2 separate regions of the Homo sapiens genome follow, and region 1 is linked to region 2. The links are chromatin loops, found by intact Hi-C in ENCODE. Cell type or tissue: ascending aorta. All regions are shown on one strand. Links, peaks and the distances in the headings refer to the core of each region. The heading gives the core; the rest is flanking DNA.

Region 1 (11,312 bases), core at 1,234-9,233, 68 kb after region 2:
GAGAGTTATTTGAGTTTTTAGGGTTTAATTCCTCCTGTGTCTCCTTACCTTTAAGCTGTTGTACCTATAAATACTGCCTTGGCTTTGCCTCGTATCAGGGTGAATGTGAAGTCTAGGTAATTCATTGGCTTCAGAAAAATCATGAGACAGTTTAGCTTTGTGAACATTGAACACCATCATGGGGAAGAGTCACCTACCAGAGTGACAGGCCTCCTCTCCTAGTGCTGACACCTCTTCCAACTCTTCTTCTCTTCCTCTTATCCTTCTTCCTCTCAGAAGTAAAAGGCAGTTCTTCAGACCTCTCCCTGAGATAGTTCTATCCACTGTCAAATGTCCCAGAGTCTGACAGGCTCATTTTTTTTTTTTTTTTTTTTTTGAGATGGAGTTTCACTCTGTTGCCCAGGCTGGAGTGCAATGGCGTGATCTCAGCTTACTGCAACCTCCACCTCCCGGGTTCAAGCGATTCTCTTGCCTCAGCCTCCTGAGTAGCTGGGATTACAGGCGGCTGCCACCACAACTAACTTTTGTACTTTACAGTAGAGATGGGGTTTCATCATGGTGGCCAGCTGGTCTCAATCTCCTGACCTCAGGTGATCTGCCCGCCTTGCCCTCCCAGAGTGCTAGGATTACAGGCGTGAGCCACCACGCCTGGCCAGGCTCACTTCTTAAGTGTTCTGGTGAACAAGTCTTCCACCATTTCATTACAGGAAAAACTTAAGGAAAGTTTTGTTTTATTTTGCTTCTTGTAGTAGTTTTGTGGTTGTTCAGAGTTGGAGGGCGTGACAGTTTTGTTGGGTAGCTAAGAAGCCACTTCTTTTTTATATAAAGGCAAGGATTTCCTAAGTTGTGGAATATGGTCATAAGTGGATTTTCCCTTTCATCAATATGCAAAGATATTATGAATAAAAATGAATTAATGTATCTATGAAACCAGAGATAGTAAAGTCAGAGTAGGAGAATTTCAGACACAGCTAACATAAAAAAAAAGTAACAGGAAAATGGGAAAACGTAGAGAGTAAAAGCAAGCACATTCTTATTTCTGTTGAGTTGAGCTGAGAAAACATAGTTTGCAGTTTATAAACCTAGAATGTTATAAAGAAGGGAGGACACAGAACTCTTTTGAACTTAGTTATTGCTTTAATTTCACTTTATTTCTATAGCTGCGAAATCGTCTGTAGGCTTAGTGGCAAATTAGAAGTTCTCCATGTGGATTTTATTTTCAAGTAATGATAATTTTAGAATTTGTTTTCATGGATCTTGAAAATATTGTGTGACAGATCTTAGGCACTATGCTTTATGTAGATTTTCTCATTTAATCCTTTTATCAAACTACCTCACAGGGGTAGGTGCTATTTCTATTTCATTTTAACAGTGAGAAAATACAAGAACAGCAAATTTAGTAATTTGCCTAAGTTCACACAGCCAGAAAGTGCAAAGCAAGGATTTACACTCCAGTAATCTCAGGGTAGTATCAGAGGTCATTTTTAAGAGGATCTTGAAATTCACGCTGATTAAGGTAACTTTGAATTGTGTTTTGAGCATCAAGTGTTTTAGTATGATTAACAGAGTGGAAGGTTATCCCCAATAAAATAATACCTTTTAATTATACTGTAACAATTTAAAATGTCTGATAACAAATTTATAATTACCTTACAAATTTTACTGATGGAGTTGATAGAGTATTTTCATAATGCGTGCTTTTGTCCCATTGATTAGTGCTACATCTCTTATTACTCATTAGTAGATTCGGAACAGGAAGCAATATGGAATTGGAACAACTAAGGCGTTAACTATCTTAGTCACGTTGTGTACATTCTGCTGAGACATTATCATGCCAGACTTCGTTAATAATTGCAGTACCCTTAAAAAATGGACTTCAAATTCAATTCCAGAAGCAAGAACACTGGGAAACAATGACAAATTAAAGAAGAAAAAGAAATGACACTTCTCTTTCAGTATGAATATCTACATGGTAGCAGAGATTCAGAAATGCATGGTAATTAGGAAATGTTCTGCGTTAAATTGTTTAGGCAATATTCTTTCAGGAGAATCACAGTAGTATTTACTGTGATGGCTACTGCAAATATATCCAATTTAATAGCACAGTTTAAATGAATTCTGATAACTACTTTGTCCTTCATCTATGTTACCTCTAACAATTGGTATGCAACCTTTCACAGCTGTAGAGGCAGCCTTGTCATTCATTGATGTTGTCAAGAAGCATAAATAATCACTATGTGACATTTTGACACGAGGGTTTATTTAGTGATGTTTGCATCCTGGCATTGACAGAATATGTGAGGACATTCTATCAGCAGCACCTCCAGCCTCACAGAATACAGAAAAGAATGTGCACTTTACTGATAACTGGAAGTGAGATTTAACCTCCCTCTCCCAACTTTCTTATGTTTTCCTCCACATTTCTCTAATTGTTACATCCCCATTCTTTGCTTTTATTAAAAAGAACTTGCTAAAATAACTTCCTTGTATCCAGGAAGTTAATTTATTATTTGGTAATTTCACGACATGTTTTTATTCACTTTTTGATGTCTGTTTGATGCAAAACAAAAACTACACAGAATGTTAATGTTAAACAGCAGGTATCTCCTTAATATTATGTGTCTGATACAGTGCTAACATCCATTCACCCTCTTTAATAGGGAAATTTGTGTATTTTTAGAATTCTGTCAATCATCTTTGCTGTGTTTGGAGAATAGACTTTCCAATTAGTAGATAGAGATGAGAGAAGGAAAACGAGTAGCTTTAGAAAATCATTACATTTTATATTTTAATTGGCTATTTGAATACCAAGATGTTTCTAGAGTCACATCACCTATGTGGTAATAATAAATAGGTAGATGCTCCCTATGAATGAATTGAATACAATTTTTATTTTCAGGTTAGTTTTAAATAATAATTGCTAATTACTCAAATGGAAATTTGAGTTACAAGCACACACCTTGTAGGGTGGAGGAAAGACCATGTAACAAGGAAGTAGAGAATTTTAATACATTCCCACTCTACCAATAAAATCATCCCCAGGGCCTCTTCCGTTATTTCCAGGAAAATCATGAAGATGATCTGAGGATGGCTGGGTAATCATGAAAGTGGGTGAGTTTTAGTGGCCATCTTATAGGGTAAACTCAAAACAGTTCTTTCCCCAAATGAAAATCATTTTAAAGTTCCCTTCAGTAAAAACTGGGAGGAATTCTACAAATGAGTGTGTAAAAATGACATTCTAGTTTCTGGCAGTTTTTTTTTTTCTGTAGTTGTTCTCTACCCACCATCTCTAAATAATTGTATTATATAGAGCAGATGACCAGCATGGCTGAACCCGGCCTGGCTCTGTATCTTTGTGGACACACAGTGGTGTGGTCTTCCTCTAGCTTAATGGTAACCTTTGTGAGAATTTTAATTTCTGTGTTCTTTCTTCCTCCTGGAAAGTATGATGCAAAGTGGTGAGAATTATAAAGACAGAACTTCTACATACACGTACACAGAAAGCAGAAATATTATTAATGGAAAAAGTTTAAACATTTATGAGCCTTACAATTCAGCAGCTCCAGACTCCCCCATCCATGTTCATTATTTATGCCTGCATGGGTGGTGGCATTGGATGAAACTGCAGTCACTGTGCAGTGTGTCCTGCTTTTCCCAGTTGCTTTTCCACTGGGAGAAAGATCCTCCCATGAACAAAAGTTTATATCCACACGTTGGACTCTTGCGATTTGTGAGACAGCAGGGAACCAGGGTTTACTAATTGCAACTGTTCCTGGTGCCAAAGAATGAGGGATCTCAGGAGTGGGGAAGGAAGATTGATGTTCTGTGTGTGACATTTCCCAGGGAAGCTCCTCTGCAACAGGCATGCCGTTCCCATTGATCAGTTTCTTAATCCTAGCTGTGCTGTCAGAATCACCAGTGGAGCTTCTGAAAAATACCAACGCCTTGGTCCTCCCCCAGATATATAATTGATTGGGAGTGGAGTCCTGAGGTGATTCCGATGCATGGCTAAAAACTATAAACACAGCAATTAATTTCAGAAAATTCATTTCACCATTCTCCCTTTATATTCACCTTTCAATTTACCATTCTAACCTGGGTTACCTGCCATTAAATGTTTGAGTTCTGTTCCCTGCCCCTTTGTCACGGAGGGTCTTTCCTGCCTTACTGGCTTCTCCCTTATTCCCTATACCTGTCCTCTTGTCCAGCTGCTCTGTTTCTCCCTTCTCTCCCTCTCCTTCATGCAGTCTTAATGCAGCCTCCATACTGGAGGATGCTAGAGGAAGTTACATAGATATATGTATATCTTCTAGCCAATTATATTCAAAACAAAGATGAACATGGATGGCTATGGGTTGTACCCTATACCCCAGTCACCTCTTACTCCACAAAATGGAATTCATGTGATTGCACCAAAACTAAAGTCTAATGCATATATTCATAATCTGCTGATTAGATTATAGAAATATTTCTGGATATTTGTAACAAAACTTCTGAAGAGACACCGATAAGTTCCATTTCTCTACTCTGTCTGGCAGCCATGGAGATATGCCACTGGATCTTCCTTCAGGAAGAGCTTGCCCTTTCACCTGGAGGCCATGCAGTTAGCTCATGGCCTCCAGTTACAGCACCTTTCCAGATCTGAAGCAGCATTCAGCTAAAGACAAGGACTGACAAGGGCAGCTCCCAGCCACTGACAACTCGGTGGGCTATTAGGACCAGGCCATCTTTTCCCAATGTGGTACTCTTCTAATGGGCACGCTGGGCTCGGGAGCTCCCCATTGAGTTAGCCAAGACTTTATCTGACTTACATCTGATTTACATCGTAGTCTGAGTCCCTCTCTACTCAATTCTTCTTCTTATACCTCTCCATCTTTCCTTTCACAGGTGTCAGCTCTGCATCACAGTTGAAGTCTGTCTCTGCTTCATTTTCTTCTTTCGCCTTTTATCTTTTTTAGGCATTGAACCCTAAGAAACTTCCCCTCTTAACTTTCTCTCAGCATCTGCTTCCCAGATAAGCTGTGTTGACGTTATTATCTGCCTTAATATTTTTAAACATTGTTTAAAACTTTTATTACTGTTTTCCAATTACTGAAAAATAATTGCAATCTTTTCTGTATATACATACACAGAATATTAGAGTGAAAATTTTACCACCTCTAAAATCTACTGTTTGTATTTTTCTCCCAGAATTTTAATACATGTTTGAAAGGTTCTATAACATGGTTACAAATTATTTCTTATTTTATTCTAATTGTGTAAAAATCTTACCCTTAAAAATCTTGTCATTAAAAATCCGTTCTCAGAGTTCTAAAATTAAGTAGTCTGAGCAGAGAGAATTTAATGCTGAACCAAATGTAAGTGATTCCAGTTTGATAGGTTTGGAAAACTCCCATTAGCCAGAGCCATATTTCCTGAAGGGACTTACTTGTTCCTCTGAATGCAAATAAAGCAGTCCTCTTCCTTTAGGTACTTACCACATTGTATTGATTATTATTATTGTCATTATTATTTTGAAAAAATACATATTGTCATAATATATTTTGTTGACATAATTTCTTCATTTCTGATCTGCACAAACCTTGGCATAGTGCTAGATACATGGTTTGTGCACATTAAGGGTTTATTGTACTGAATTAGGCAAAATTCTTATACATATTTTGACATCTGCGACTTCATTGGTGTTCTCAGGGGGAGAAATCCTCAGTATAACTTCCATGTACCTAGATGAGAATAGGAAATTGTTATTTTTCTTTGAAGCCCTGCCAAAAAAAACTTTAGGTCTGATAAAACAGTTATTTCTTTTTAAACAGATGTCGAGCTCTTGAAGACTTTAAAAGTCCTTATTATTTCATAAATCAGCATACTCCAATGTACAGCTTTGCAGTAAAGAGAAGGTTTAAGTCAGGAAAACCTTGTTAAATAAATGGTCTACAAGTTAGAATGGCATATTGCCTTTCTCCGAATCCTCAGGCAGAGGCCAGGGTTTGGAGCCAAGATTAAAGGCTGGATGAGTCATCTGCCATGGTATGGCAATGCCTCTGTTCTCACGTCTGCGCAATCAAATCTCAAACTGATTTCTCCTTCTCGTTTTTTTCTTCTCTTTTTGGCAAGAGAGAAAATAACTTCAGCATTCTTTTTTAGGAGGGTAAAAAAAAAGGAACACCATTCTATTTCCCAAAATTGCATATAGAATTTCAAAGAGTGACCTCTTCCCAGATATAGCAAAACTTATGGTGGCAATGGGAATGTGTCACCTTTTGATGTATGAAAGCATTAGATCCCCAGGCCTGCCCATCTCTTCATTGTACTTTTGGAGAATGGTAGGATTAGGAGTAAAGGAGTATTAAATATAATACCATCTTCCCCAGACAGTAATTAATATTTCTGGCCATGCAGACTGTCACGTGGTATGTCACAGTGGCAATAAGTGAATGACGAGAAGACAGACTCCAGGGATACTGAGATGTTCAAAGCCTTGCTTTTGTCACAGTTGGCCGATTAAGTCATTTTTAGAATTTGGACTTCTCAGGGGCAGAGGTTTTTTCTTTCATATTAGATATACTCTTTTCCCCACACCGTTCAGTTACATAATAGGATAAGTGCATGTAGAAAGTATAAAACACAGAATCATATTCTTCATTTTTGAAGTTATAGTTATTCATGATATTACTAATTTTGGACACAGCAAATAAGACACTGCCAGAAGTACTTTCCAGGCAGAATAAATATGTAGCTTGCTCCTAGCCGAGTTTGTTAAATATAGCTTTGATCCCCCCCACCCTCATGAACTGTATGGTAGTTTTCTCGTAATCTACCACCCTATCTTTAAATGTTAGACTCCAGATGATTTTGTATTCTGCAGTTACATTTTCCAGATCTTTTCTGGCTTTGTGGCCTGGCCTGAAATTGTGTGCCTCTCTCTCCTTTGACCCATTCTGCTTGCAGTGTTTCACTTCAGTTCATCAGACAGCACCTGATTAGGAGGCCTTCCATCATCCATTCCCCACACATCCTCCTGGCCTCTGCACAACGGGGCTGGCTGCCCTCCAGAACCTCATCCTGGAAGCAGCTGCCCTCACAGGAAAAGATGAGTTTGGTTCATCTGTGAACATTTTCAAGGAGTTGAACTCAATGTCACAAATAGGTCAAAGCCTCAGTGACATTTAAAGTGTGACAAAATGGCATCCTTAAAAATATTTAATTTCCCTGGCAGGACTGTGTCATTAAAAGAATAGAAATCTTGACAATAAGCAGATGTGTTTTGGAATCCCTGCTTCACTGCCTATCTGTGTAATATAAATGCTAACCTGTACAGTTCTAAGCACATTACCTGGCACATTAAAGTAGGTTCTTAATAAATTTTGGTTCTCTCTAAAACTCTATCAAGTGTTTATCATGCGTAAGGCCAGTTTGGATCATGGAATACCGGATGGTACCAAATTATTAAGAAGTCGATGCTCAGGGTGCTCAGAGGGAATCTTCATAAATTCTAAGCTGAAATACCAGTTAGAATGTGAAAAATGCCACATTGCAAATCTAGGGAAATGAGAGTTCAGAGGAGGGATGTATTACTCTTAGTGGGAGTATATAAGGAAAAACTTTATGACATCAATAGCAATTGAAATAAAATATGAAGAAGTCCTTCCCTTTCCTTACATACTAGTGCCTATTATTTGAACTTTGCAGGTGTAGAAAAAAGATATTCTAAGTGATGAGAAAAAAAGTGAGCAAATGAAGATAATATAGGGCATGTTTGAGAAATACCTAATAGTCAAAGTTGGCTAGAGCAAAGTGCCCATTAAAAGGAAGGTAGGAGATAATTTGGAAAGCTAGATTATGCCATGTGTTGGAGAATCTTAGATTTCACCTGCATGAGAAGCTAGGCCTATAAAGGAAGAAGGCCTTTGCCACGAATCAGGAATCCTAGGCTCTTTTCTTACTCTGCCACTACCTGGTAAGGGACGGTAGAGCATCCAGGTTCTACAGTCATATTGTTCTGTGGTCAAATCTGTTTCCACTTATCAACTCTGTGACATTGAACAAGTTATTTCGCCTTTATATCCCCAATTTCCTCACTTGTAAAATGAGAGGATTAGACTAGACCATGTCTCCTGAAGTATAAACTTATTTGTTTATAAATTTGGTTGCTAGAAAATGGCAAAGGTTTTTCATGAAAAAGTGTTTTTCAAAAAGTGGGAATGTTTTAAGATCTTCCAGATGAAATAACTGGAGAACTTTTATTTTCTATAACAATACTAAACACATGGTTTAAGGTGAGAGATCTAGTACTACTATCCTGGGCAGTCTGCAGGAGAGGAAAACCAAATAAAGACAAGAAAGTTATTTGAGTTGGGCCTAACTTGAAATGAGAATTTGAAGAACAGTAGTGACTTTTTTTTTTTAAAGAGAGGGGGAATTATGAGGGATATTGCAGCAATAACAATAAAAAAGACTTGGAACCTGATTCAGTATCATTTCTAAAGCTAACGAGCATAGGAAGTATTACTCTTTTTCAACAAAAACTTACATGTTTTTTATATTGCCATATAAGTGATCTGATTTAGTCATTACTTTTATTTAATTCCATATTACTCAGAGAGCTTCAATGCATGTAAAGTTTCCAGTGATATAGATTGGCACATATTATTGATCTAATAAATATTTATTGTGGACCTAGTATGTGATACTTTTCTAGGTACTGGAGACATAGCAGAGAACAAGACAGATGAGGTCCTTGCTCTTGTACAGCTTACATGCTACAACTGATAATGGTGGAAGAGAAAGACAACAAACAAATGAAGAAAATGGTAGCTAAAAAAAAAAGTGAGATGAGGAACATAGATAAGGTTGATGTGATGGGAATACCTGAGATGCTAGGGAAGGCTTCCCTGAGAAGGATGCATTTAGGTTGAGAGTTGAATGAGTGAAGGAGCGAGCAACACGGAGCGGCAGAGCAAGAACTTTCTAGGTAGAGGGAACAGATCTAGTGCAAAGGCCCAGGGCTGGAGCTATGCTTTGGTGTGTATCAGGAATTGAAAGAAGCCAAGCTGCCAAGGGCATAATGAGCTTGGGGGAGAGTAGTCAGAGATGAGATGAGAGTATAGGTGTTAGTTCACAGCATGCTGCCAACTCCAAAAGCTCATTTGTAATCTCTTCTTGGTCTTGTTGCAACTTTATAGCCCACTATATAACATCCTTCATAGCAGAAATAAAAAAAACACATTTACTCTCTTTTTTCATACCAACACTAGGAAAATGTTCAAACTCCCAATTTCTCAGGGGAGAAAATTAGGTCTCAAAGTTGTTCAGCTACTTGCTCAAGGTCACACAGCTTGTAAATGGCACAGACGCGACTCAAATCAGGTCTTATGATTCTAGGACCAGAGAAGTTTCCACTTCCCACGGTGTCACTTTCCCTTCTTATGTAATTTTAAGAGAACAAACAGATAGTTACTGACCTTTTATCAGCGAACTGGCAGGAGAAGCATCTGTAACTGAGGATAGATGTTTTAACCAAATAACAGTGAGAGTCCCCTGCTTATGGCTGACAACCTGACATGCACTTTCCTGCAGTTGGTTTATAAGTAGAGAGGTAGAGAGGAGTACCTATTGGCAGAGAATGCATAGAGTAATTATGTACTTATTTTCCTTTCCATGGGAATCTTATAGCAGCCTTTTGCTTTTATAATGCCATGATTTGATGATTTTCCAACAAAATCAACTTCATGTATCTGGGCTGACTGAAATATGCCTTAAGATACCATGGCATTTTAAAGCAAACGTGAAATGTGGTAAACAAGCTGGTATTTACTCATGGGCACTCTATTAGCTATTTCTGCACTTTGCCCCTCCATTAAGTTAACTGCCAGGCTGAGGCCATTAAAATCCAGCCTTCTTCCTTCAATTATAGGCACACATTAACTCTAGATATTCTGAGCCTTTCTAATAGAGCCATTTGCAGAAAGGATTTCTATTAGTGTTTCTCTCCTTTCTGTTCTCATCCTAAGGCCCCTCCTGCTTCCTGCAACTTTGAGTTCTGAATATGCCTATCTGAGAGCCAGTTGGGATCTCTGTTTATGATGCAACCCCAAATCCAGGCATCCGTTTAAACGAGTGCCCAGTTACAGAGACATATTGTACTTCTCTTCCTTCAGAGAGCAGCATTTGCTTTTTACTGGGGGCTTTCTGACTGATGCAGGGGGCGAGGAAGGAGAGTTGGCGGGCGTTTGGGAGCAGATTTAGAGCCGCTTCTCATTGGAGGGGCTCGCTTTTCCTGAGCTGCCAGACACTGCAGGCTCAACTGAGGCTCGGAGGTGCAATTCAGGCTGGTGGAGCAGCGGGGGAAGGCAGGGACAGGCGGGGCTAGCGCGGCTCTGCAGCTGATCACACGCACCACCACACACACCACATTCCTGCTGCCCCGGCTTGCGCCTCGCATCTTCCACCCGGGGCCACCGAGGCGCTGACAAGGAGTGGGGGACCGAAGAAGGAAGAGGCAGAGGAAAAGCTAGAGCGGCGCTACTGTTTAACCTGAAAGTCTGACCGGCAGCCCAAGGCTCGAACCCCGTCCAGCAGCACCGCTGTCGCCTGGAAGGAGGGCACAGCGCCAAGGAACCCACGAGCCCCCGCTCGAGTCATTCTGTGCTCTGTGCGCCAAGGATCTTTCTGGCAGGGACAGCGCGGTGCCCTCAGGGAGGTGCGGAGCTTGGGGGACCTGCATTGGCGCCCATCGTGGTACACCAGGAAAAGTGGGAACGAGGAAAACAGCCGTGAGCGCAGAGTGCGAGGCCAGGCTGCCGCTACCGCCCGCTGCGCCGCCTCCTGCCCTCTCCCGCTGGGTGAGTGCCCAGGCTTCGCGCACTGCCGTGTCTCAGCTGAGCGCGGGGGCGGCCTGCGGGCCCTTGAGGGTCCGCCGGAGGGCCCCGGTGGCGCCCGCGGAAACTCGGCGGTCGGGGGACGCCAGGCGGACAGGTCTCTGGAGTCCGGAACCCGGGAATCTGAGCCCGGAGGGCGTGGGTAGGGGGCGTTGCACCAGTGCCCGGCAGACATGCCTTTGGGCGGGATTTTGGCTAAAAGATAGGAGACAGGTGCGCCGGGGGTGCGGGGAGCGGTCCCAGGGGGCGGGAGATTGGGGAGCGGCGGGGAGGGGGGAGGGTCTGGTCCAGGCAGGTAAAGGCAGCTTCTTAGGCAGCCAGCGAGTTGGCAGGTGGGTTGGGACTCGCTTGTCAACTCATTAATTTTAAGCAGTCAGTTTGGGGGTACTGCAGGATAATCAGGAGGGCCGTGGGGAGTCAAGAGGTGACCCGGGA
Region 2 (11,312 bases), core at 1,920-9,919:
TTGGACATTAGCTAGTGAATGACTAGAAATTCTATCAGGATCTGTTCATTTAATTTTGTCTTGTCCTTTCAGAAAATGAATCTATAATTTATAACTCTCAGGAAAAAAATATTGAAATCTTCACATAGCTCTATTGATTCAAATTTTAAGATATATAGATGTTAAAACAATCTTATAATAAAATTATCACACCATTAAGATGGTTACCAGGAAGACTTCAGCATTTTTACTAGTTCTTTGTTTTACTTTTTTCTCTTAGTGGTTTTTTTTTTTTTTTCCCAGTCTCTCTAATTATCACCTATTCCATCTATAGGCATCTTAATCAGTTTTGGCCATACACATTTACTCAGAATTCCAGAAGAAAATTAGATTGTATAATACATGGTTGATTTCCCTTTATGTTAGCTTGACAAATAGCAAGTGACAAGATTAGCCATCCAGGAATCCACAATTAAAGACTATGGTTTAATTATAACCATGTTAATCAGACTGGCAGAATTTTTTGCCCAGTCCTCTGATAAACCAATAACAAAAATTACCAAAGTCTTCTTTGGTATAAAGAGAGGCAAGGATAATTTGTGAAAATAATAGCTTTTGCTTGAAAGATATAGAGGTTTACTCATTATGTTTTCTAGAATGTTTTCATTATATTTTCTAAAATAAGAGAATTAGCTTATGGTGTGAGATTCGGGGTTCTGGATTTTTAGAATTTTAACTGCTTTCAATGAAAAAGATTCATTATGCACAATACTGTTGTTATGACCATTTTACTTTTTTTTTTTTTTATCATTTACAAACAAGGACAGCACATGTTTTAAGTGATGCTTCTTTGCACTATCCATGACCTGTGAAACTGCTATTACCATCAGTGAAAGGATGAAGGAAATCATCTGACCTTGGAAAATAGTAACCATTTACCTTTAGTCACCAACACTTTCTTGTGATGAGATGTTCTGTTAGTGGCTGTACTTATACTTGTTATCTCAGTGTAAATGACTGTGTACTGTTTCCTTCATACACTGATTTGCAGATGTGCAAATTAGAGAAGTCTACTAGCTAGCATTCCTTTTCACCCAAACTGCAGAGGAGAGATGCTTTCACTCTGTTAGTTATATGATTACTTTGCTGAGACCATTTAATGCTAATATGCGCTTTTGTCTGCATTCATCTTTTTGCTTTTAGTTCTGCCAGCATAGTCAGTTGTTACCCCCTCCTCATGTGCCTCAGCCTTGCTATTGGAGCCATCTACCTAGCTGACTTAATCTCTATTTCCATAGAAAATAGACATGTACAAGTTTAGTAATTCCCTATGACATGGCAAAAAAAAAAAAAAAAGCCCTGTAGAGACTTGTAAACTATTCTTTAAAAGCACCTAAGAATGAAATGTCACATTGCATGATAAGAATAGTTAGTGATGCCTGTAATCCCAGCACTTTGGGAGGCCGAGGCGGGCGGATCACGAGGTCAGGAGATCGAGACCATCCTGGCTAACACAGTGAAACCCCGTCTCTACTAAAAATACAAAAAAAATTAGCCGGGCGCGGTGGCAGGTGCCTGTAGTCCCAGCTACTCGGGAGGCTGAGGCAGGAGAATGGCGTGAACCCGGGAGGTGGAGCTTACAGTGAGCTGAGATAGCGCCATTGCGCTCCAGCCTGGGTGACAGAGCAAGACTCCGCAGCCCCCACCCCCCCCCCCCCAAAAAAAAGAATAGTTAGTGATGTGACACAATTAATGGTCTATGCTAGAAGTGCCATAGTGAGGCTTTTCATATTTTTAGTCATCAGTCATTCATTGAATATGTATTAATACATGTGTGTATTAGAGTTCTCCAGACAAACAGAACCCATAATATATATAAAGATATAAAGAGAGAGACGTATTAGGAGGAATTGGCTCATGAAAGATTACGGAGGCTGAGAAGTCCCACAATCTTTCTGCAAGCTGGAGGCTCAGGAAAGCTGGTGGTATAGCTCCAGTTAAAACCTGAGGCCTGAGAAGCAGTGGAGCTGATGATGTGCTTCCAGTTAAAGGCCAAAATCCCGAGAAGCAGGCAGCTGCTAGTGTCAGTCCTGGAGTCTGAAGGCCCAGGAACCAAGATCACTGATGTCTGAGGGCAGGAGAAGATGAATGTCTCAGTTTAAGCAAAGAGAGCAACTTCGCCCTTTCTCTGCCTTTTTATTATTTTCAGGCCCTCAATAGGTTGAATGGAGCCCATTGGTGAGGGCAGATCTTCTTCACTCAGTCCGCTGATTCAAATGCTAATCCCTTCCAGGAACACCCTCATAGACGCACCCAGAAATAACGTTTTACCAGCTATGTGGGCATAGCTGAACTGACACAAAAGCTGACACAAACTGACACAAAAGCTTAACTCTAACAACAACACATCTTTCTTTCTTTCTCTCTCTTTCTTTTTCTTTTCCTTCCTTCCTTCCTTCCTTCCTTCCTTCCTTCCTTCCTTCCTTCCTTCCTTCCTTCCTTTCTTCCTTCCCTCCCTCCCTCCCTCGCTCTCTCTTCCTTCCTTCCTTCCTTCCTTTCTCCCTTTCTTTCTTTCTTTCTTTCTTTCTTTCTTTCTTTCTTTCTTTCTTTCTTTCTTTCTTTCTTTCTTTCTTTCTTTCTCTTTCTTTCATACCATTAACTGTTCAGTCAGAAAGTAAAAGTCATAATAAAGTATTTTGATAGACATTATAGTCTACATTCAGACAGACCTATGTTTGAATCCTGACCCATTCTCTTACTAGTAAGTTTACTTAGCTTCTATGAAATGGGTTTTACCTTTTGGGATTATTCTGAGGATATGATAAATTGATAAGCTTAAAGTGGCAACCAGGGTCTTACTGAATCTGGGTCCCACTCTTGGGTGTGTAGTTGTGGGAAATAAGCTACTTCCTGAAGCTCTAATGCAGATACATTTATATCGTAGATTCCCTGAGGACTGTAAATCACATCGCTATGTTGAAGATGTTTGGTGTTAAGGACATAGCAGTACAGGATTGTGATGCCATGGAGCTAATATAAATAGGATAAGTAGTTTCATTCTATGTATAGCCATGGGCAGGAGGAGGTGGATGTCCCTTTGGATATTTATGTCATACCTTAAAAAATCACATTGCTTCAAAAATAATTTTCACTTTATAATTCATTTATACTTACTTTTTTATTAAGTAACTTTCAGTCATATAAAATAAAATTTACAATGGTAATGATAATAAAAATAGAAAATCACTAACTAGTAAACAAGTGGTCAATATTATATATAATATAAAATTATATATTTTATATATAATGATATTATTAATTATTAATTGATATATATTTTAATATGATATATATTATAAATGTAAAAATACATATGGTTTTATATGTGTGTGTGTGTGTGTATACACACACACACACATATATTTGCCTTTATGTTAGTTTCCAAGCTCCTTTTAACCAGGGTAAGATTGGCAAAACAAGTTGCAGTATTTTATTATCAGAAGGGAGGACATATATATGTGTGTATATATATATATATAATTCATTCAGTTGAAATAAAATTTTTCACATGGGACTTTGAAGCAGACATATAAAAGGCAATCTCATCAATGATAAATTTATGAAAAATATAGAAGCAAATTTACTATAACTATTTCAACTACTTTACAAATTCTGAAGATACAACAAGTGTTTACAATTCAGTGAGAATTATACTAAGAAGCACTAAGATAATGTGATCCAGGCATATGTCTTTCTGGTGGTCCAAGCAAGAAGTGAATGCAAATGAGAAAATACTGATTGTAGTAGATAAAGAATGGAAAGTATTTCCCTTAAACAACTTTCCATCTGCTGAAATTTTAAGAGTGAGTGATTTGATGTGGCTTAGTAATGTCAGTGTTCTACAGTGCTAAGAATAAAATTAGATTCTTTAGAGACTGAGATGACATTAGGAAAGTCAAGAAATATATCTATTGTTCTGTCTTCATTAAATATCTTCTACCTCTATGTATGTGGTTCAAGAGAATCCCAAAATTGTGTTTAATAAAGGTTTTACAAATAGCTTTTCTACATTCCTTTATCTGTTATTACATTTGATTGGTTTTTAATTGTTTTTGATTGTCTCCCTTTCCCCTTCTTGGAGCATCTCTCGCTGTACTCTCTCCCTGACTCTCGGTGATTACCCAGGTCCTACTTCCTTAGTAGATGAGGCCTGTGTTCTTTAGTTCATCAATTGCTTACACTTCTAACTATAACCTTATCTGATTCTCAACTATCTCTGTCTCCTTGCCTTTAATCACAAATGGTGCAGGGTACTTCTCTTTCTTCAGGTCAAACCAGGTCAACTCAGGGCAATCTCCTGTGATCCTGACTTCCATCTCTTAAGAGACTGTGAGCTCTTCAAGGTCAGTTATTATGTCCTAACCACTTTGGTCTTCTCTAGCAGGTGTATAGTTGGCCTCCTTATGTCCCCTGGGCCTTACCATCTGAATCACTAAACTGGACGTTCTTTGCTTGGGCTTGCTCTAGCACCTGTGCACTCTAGTCACATGCACTGCATGTGGAGATCCTAGAGAATTAATCCCTCCCTTCCCCCAACCCAGGTTCAGCCCTCAAATGATGACTTCTAAAAGTTGGTATATACATATTCCAGCCCTCTTGCTCCTCAGGCAGGATAACTAGGATGAACGTGCTCTACACTGGCTACCAGAATTCACCAGCCTGATTCAATTCTAGTTGACCCACAGTAATGCTTAATAATGTACCTTTCATCAGTTTTCATCTTTTCCCTGTTTCTCTTTGCTTTCCACTTCCCCTACCCAGGTGTTTCCCTGGATCACTTCCCAAGGAAATAACTTGCAAACAAATCTTAGTTTCTGGGTTTGCTTTCAGGGATATATATAAAAAAAAATGTTTTCTACACCCAACTCTGAGACTATCACATAGAGCATTATAAGTGTTTGTTGAGTGAATAAATGAATAAAATTAACAAATCATGAATCTTGCCATGTTACTTGAATTCATATGAGCTAAACTGTATTTTAAGGTTTTAAATAACTCAGCTACTATTCTTGCCATATTTGCACTACACGTTATTCAGTATCTTGTCTGTATTGTAGTAAACTTAGATTATCTTTGCTATAAATTGCTTTACCATGTCAATACATATTCTTTCATGTTAATATTTTTCTAGATTGTAAAACATTCCCAGATTAAAGCACGTGCAGTCTACATGCCAGGAATGGTTCACAAATAGCAGAAGTTTAAGCTAGTAATGCCAGCTTTATCTGCAAAACAGATCACAATGACAATTGCAAGCTTCTGCTGTTGATGTTGAAAACATACGTTTGCTGTGCCTCCTAAATAAAAATAAAACCTAGTCACAGAAGACACATTTGTGCTAGGCAAAGACCTCATTGGAATCCCTTATTACTTCTCAGCTATCTGGGGCCAAAATACCCTTGAATATTTTTTTGATCATTGCCTCTCTTAATTTTTCCAAAATTGTAAAGTAAGTTAGGCACCATGTAAAACTTTAGGATTTGAAGATGCTTTTTCTCTTTGTCCTCCACAGTCCAGCAGAGGGAGCAGTGTGTCACCCAGAAAAGCTTCAGCCACACACATACTTGAGCACTGGATTCTATGAGACAGACAGATGCTTGGATTTCGGTGAAAAGTATCCTTGACATAAGCTGAGAGCAGAGGCGCAAAAATGCTAGCGAAAATGGAAAGGACAGTCACATACACAGTGAAATTTGAGAGACTGAGTCAAACATATCTCAATCAAAATCTGCTTCCTAATCAGTTCTATTAATGCACTGAAGATTCCTTGGAAAAAAGAAAATATTGTTTAGAGGAAGAGAAGGCCACCCTAGAGCATTACGACTCATGAAAATCTTCAAATGGATTAGTCAGTAGGAAGCAGTGAGTATGATGACTAGCAAATTAAACTTTGGAGTCATGCTGTGGACTCAATTCCTGACTTTCACATATTAACTGTGTGACTTTATTCAAGTGATATAATACCTTGAACACTCACACTCTTTACCTTAAAAGTGGGGATAATAATATCAACATCATAGTACAGTCATAAGTATTAAATACCATAAAAGGGCTTAGCATAAATCATCAATAGTATCTCAGTAAATGTTAGCCCTTCTTGTTCGATTGATTAAAGTTATTTACCATGACCCTCAGGAAAAGAAACAGGCCAATGTGAAATCCAGTGCAAATAATGAAAAAAGGAAAATTACACAGGTGGAAAATTCTAGGGATGAGATAAAATGATAGGTCTTGAATTTTGGAGGCTGCCCAGTGTGCATCCACCGATATTAGGCACCAGAGAGTAGAAATATGAGGGTAGGAGAGGTCACCAGAAGCAGCAGGAAGTAATAGTATTTAAGTCAAGTACTGCCTCGCTTGTACATTTATCTGGCTTGATTGTGCCAGGAAAGTCTTCTTTCACTGGGACCAAAGGGTTCAAAAAGAGGGTGAAATAGCTAAACTCAATGCAGAGCTTTCTTCAAGTCAAATTTTCTTGAGTGTACAAAACATTAAAATGTTGGCAAAGGCATATGAATACTTGGCATCAAGGGCAACTAGGAATAAAGGTAGACTGAGCTTCCTTTTTTGTGTGTATCAATCTTATTTTAGTTCTGTTTGGATATGGGCCAGCCCTTGGGACACAATTTTTCTCCTGCTCTTACTTCAAAAATCATCATTGTGTCCATTATCCTTGCCTGTCTTTCAGGAGTATCCTTCCTCTGTGTTAGATTTTTTGGAGGTGTATCCACAGCTGTATGGAACCAGAAATGACCAATGCTAAAATAGTTTATCCATGCTGCAATCTGATCCTTTCCTCTTTCTCCATCTCCCTCTGACTTCTTATTCCTCCCTTGAAAATTAACTGTTTTATTTCATAGTCCGTTGCATTTTACCTGTATTTTTCCCCTCAATTTTGTGCATGTATATCGAAGGGTTGTTGCTGTGGCAACCTTCTGTGAGGAAGCTTTTGAGCTGTTCTATTACTATATATTAAGGTAGATTATAGAAGGAATCATTTTTAAAATAGAAATTTAACCAAATTTATATCTAAAAATGTTAGAGCACCAGGACTCTGAGTGTAAAAATCTTCTGTAATTGAGTTCATTATTTACAAATATTATTAGTGTTATTACTCTTTGTGTTCATTTTTACCTTGGGTTTGGAGAACCATTTTCATTTTTTTTCCTTTTTATCCTAGAGCATACTGCAAGTCGGCATCTGGTACAATTGTTCTCAAGTGTATTTCTCAATATGTGCTATAATAAGTGTCTCTCTATTTTCTTTAGTTTTCAATAAATATTTGCTCATAATTTTTCTTTTCCTCTTCTTAATTACTCTTTATGAAGCAAAACTTCTATGTATAGAATGTGTACTGGATCCTCTCTTAGATGAATCTGTCATGTATCAGACCATCATGCCCTCAGAGTGTTATGGAACAGCTGTGATTTCTGACCGTGACTCTCGGGTAGGTATCAAGAAATAGGAATATGGAAAGTGAAGTCTAGCCTTGTGTAGTTTCTGCAGTTTTTCCTTTTCCTTCATTTCCACAGTTTCTACTTATGAACTGGAATTCTCTTGTTCTTCCACCAGTGGTGTTTATGGCACATGCACACACACAAACACACACTCCTCATTCAGAGAATTGTAGAGCTGACTAAGGAATTAACATATTGCTTTCAGTGGGAAAGGTTTAAAGTGCCTCTTCCTTATGGTTTCTTCTTCATGGCTCTCTTTTATCCTCATAGTCTACATTTTTCAAGCCTGTATCTTTAGAGTCTCATAATTTTTAGGTGCACTAGACCAAGAATTCCTGAGAAGAGAAGTTATAGCTTTCTCATTTTTAACATACCCTAGCACAGGATCTGGCACATTAAAGGCACTTGGTAAATGATTTGTTGTGTGCTGTAATGAAGGTCATACAGATACTATATACACATAATTTTAAAGAATCGTAACCATTTTATTATGTCCATTGGAATTAACAATGTGCAACACAGTGTGTCCCCCATGTAGCAGTGGCATCAAATATATGGGCGTTGGTCAGGCCTGGTGACTTATGCTTGTAATCCCACCACTTTGGGAGGCAAAGGCAGAAGGAAAGCTTGAGCCCAAGAGTTTGAGACCAGCGTGGGAAACATGGCAAAACCCTGTCTCTTGGCAAAACCCCCAAAATACAAAAATTAGCTGAGTGTGGTGACACATGCCTGTAATCCCAGCTACTTGAGAGGCTGAGGTAGGAAGATCACCTGAGCCTGGAGAGACTTAGGCTGCAGTGAGCCGTGATCACACCACTGCACTCCAGCCTGGGTGACAGAGTGCGCAGAGTGAGACTTTTTCTTTCATATGTATATATATGTATATATGAGACAGAAAATTCATATATATATATATATATATATATATATATATATATGGAAGTTAATTCAGTTCATTTTAATATTTGTTCTACATTTTTGGACTGATTGAATGGCTATCCTAAATAATTTGTCTTTGCTAGCGTTTGTATATACATCCCTGCCAGTACTGAAATGTGTTGAAGTGGTTTGGCACTTGAAGGAATAGTTCATGAATTCTAAGGAGTAAGGCCATTACCCTACCTGACATATTTGGTACAGAAGTTTTAATCTCTAAAGTATCAAGCTTATTATTAAAATTAAGGTTTTGCTTTAGTATATATTTATATTAGAAACTTCACTTTCTCAATTCTTTGAGTTTCATATAACAAAAAGCTTTAAAATACCCCAATATATAAAAAAACTTTTATGTTGATGTTCTGATTTTAATTAACCATTTAAATTATAGAGTAAGCCATTTCCCTTCCAACTTTATCAATATCAGAATTACAGAATTGCTATTTTAATTTTTTAAGGTTAATTTTAAATTTATCTTTTTGAGACAGAGTCTTGGTCTGTCACCCAGGTGGGAGTGCAGTGGTGCGATCACTGCTCCCAGGTTCAGGTGATCCTCCCACCTCAGCCCCCCAGGTAACTGGAACTACAGGCAGGCACTAACACGCCTGGCTAATATTTTAAATTTTTTGTAGAGATGGGACCTCGCTATGTTGCGTGGGCTGGTCTCAAGCTCCTGGCCTCAAATGGCCTTCCAACGTTGGTCTTTCAAAATGCTGGAATTATAGGCCTGAGCCACCATGCCTGCCTCAATTTCGATTTTAGAAAATATAAATTTAGTGCTTGCTGTTCAAAAATATCTTCCATTGTAACATTCTTTATGTGTTGGCCATCTAAACAGTATTGTCCTATGTGCTGGCAATGTATAGCTAGTGGGAAAATGAGATTTATAATTCTGTAATTTAAATTTTTTATTTCTCCTTCATCCATTTTTCAATAATTATTAAATTTGGGGTTGTGATGTTTGTTTTCCCATTATACTTTTTCTAGGAAATTATATAAAAATCATAAGTTGTTTCTTTGACCATGAATTTTCAAATATTTCAGAATAACGGATTATAGGCACATATTCATTCTAAAGTGGACAATTTGGCAACATGGTACTAGGTTTTTGCAAATGTATGTACATATGTATTCATATTTTATATAAGGCTTAAAAAGTCACACTTTTATAATCTCTGGCCCTCACCTCTTCACCTGCAAAGTGAGGGATTCAATTGAATTGTTTTTGCACAACTGCTTCTGGGCTTTAATTGCCTTATTCTGAGAATAAATTCATCTAAAACTCATGACTACCTTTCAGTTTGACTCTCAATGCTCTTCCATTACTCCTTCTTTCACTGATTATCCCCACCATTCATATTGCCTTATCAGTCAGAAAAAGAGTATTTCTTGAAACAGTCCTCTCTTTCTCATCTTTAATATGTTATTGACTCTTGTTTGAGTTTATTCTTCAATGTCTTACATATGGTCCATATCCATTTCTCCATAACAGTCCAATCCATAATCATATATTGCTTGGAAAATTGCAGTAGCCGCCTAAGGGGGTCTCCTTGAATCTCTTACTCTATTCCAATCTCCTCTTAAATGGTACTTAGAGATATCGTTTAAAATTCCAATTGCTCATGTCATTTCCTGCTTGAAACACTGCATTGGGAATAAAAAAAACAGCTATGTTAACTGGTCATGCTAGACCCTAATTAATCTATTCCTACTCCTATCTGTTTCTCCACTTCCATCTTGGTACATTTACTCATCTTTTTTCCTTCAATTTTCCATATTGGATGTCTTTCAGTTCTTCAAACATGCAATATTTTCATATGTCTCAAGTCTTTTGCTATTCTCTTCTCTGTCAACATCTTATTAGCTCATCCCATTCTACTTTTACTAGTCAACTTCTACTTAGTTTCTGCTGTCCACCCCGGAAACACTTAGCTAGGGGAGACTATTGAGACTCTGTACTAGACCAAGATGCTATTACACACTCTGCTTATTTTATATGATATCTTAATCTGCCAGAACTCATCAAAGTGCTAAATATTTTATAATTCATAAATATATTACTTCCATTAGATGAGAAGCTCTCTGAAGAAGGAATTGTGTCCATTTCATTCACCATCAGGCATTAACTATTAAGTCCACTGTAGAAGTAGAGAAGAACCACCTATTGGTAAGCTGGTAATGTGTACTGCATTACAGATGACAAGTCTCAACATAGGATACAATCATCCATCCCTGTAAAAGAGAGCTTTATAAAAATAGAATTATACAGTACATACCATTTATAACCTGTTGTATTCACCTGCAAATTCAGTAGATTGTCAATATGTACATGTTCTCACAAAAATCTGCATCGATTTTTGTAAACTCTATAGAAGTTAATCATAGGAATTGAATACTCTTACTATTTTTTACCTGTTTTGTTTGCTTTGTGTTTTGATTTTTTTATTAAAACAATTACATAATCATTCAGAAAACTATATATTTATGTACTACTTTGATCATTTCAAAGAGCAGTGTTCTACAAGTTGTTCATTTGGTGTATCCCTAAGGCAGGGGAGAATAGAAGAATGCTAGCCACACCTGAAGTGGCTCTTATAATAATGGAGGATTTTATACACACATACATAATATACCTATACTATATTTATATTATATGTATGCTATATGTGCATACATAGGTAATATTTTCTTTAAATAAAAGCAGGTAAATTTGAAATACAATTTATAATCTGTGTGTTCTGACAATACATTTGAAAGTGTTTACAAAAAATACTAATAATTGCCTTGCTGCTTCACTGTGTAATTAGTAAGATATTATTGCACTGAGTCTATAAATTTTTGAAAATGGAATCAAATTACATGGCCTATAAGATCCAACAT

Evidence for each region. Peaks named below come from ENCODE experiments on the same cell type or tissue, not always from the same donor. Only the 100,000 strongest peaks of a DNase experiment are listed, where the experiment ranks them.
Region 1: a loop joins it to region 2, with 2.8 times the contacts of the local background. A loop is called at or near these places in 9 of 110 quality-filtered maps.

What each region holds. Positions count from the first base shown.
Region 1 is chr2:154,687,134-154,698,445 of GRCh38, forward strand. No RefSeq gene overlaps it. Among named protein-coding and RNA genes, the nearest start is that of KCNJ3, 5.9 kb to the right of the region's middle. In ascending aorta, for the core only: no CTCF peak of the experiment used is centred there; a DNase peak (open chromatin) is centred at 6,008.
Region 2 is chr2:154,618,444-154,629,755 of GRCh38, forward strand. No RefSeq gene overlaps it. Among named protein-coding and RNA genes, the nearest start is that of KCNJ3, 75 kb to the right of the region's middle. In ascending aorta, for the core only: a CTCF peak has its summit at 5,559 (motif pointing right); a DNase peak (open chromatin) is centred at 5,588.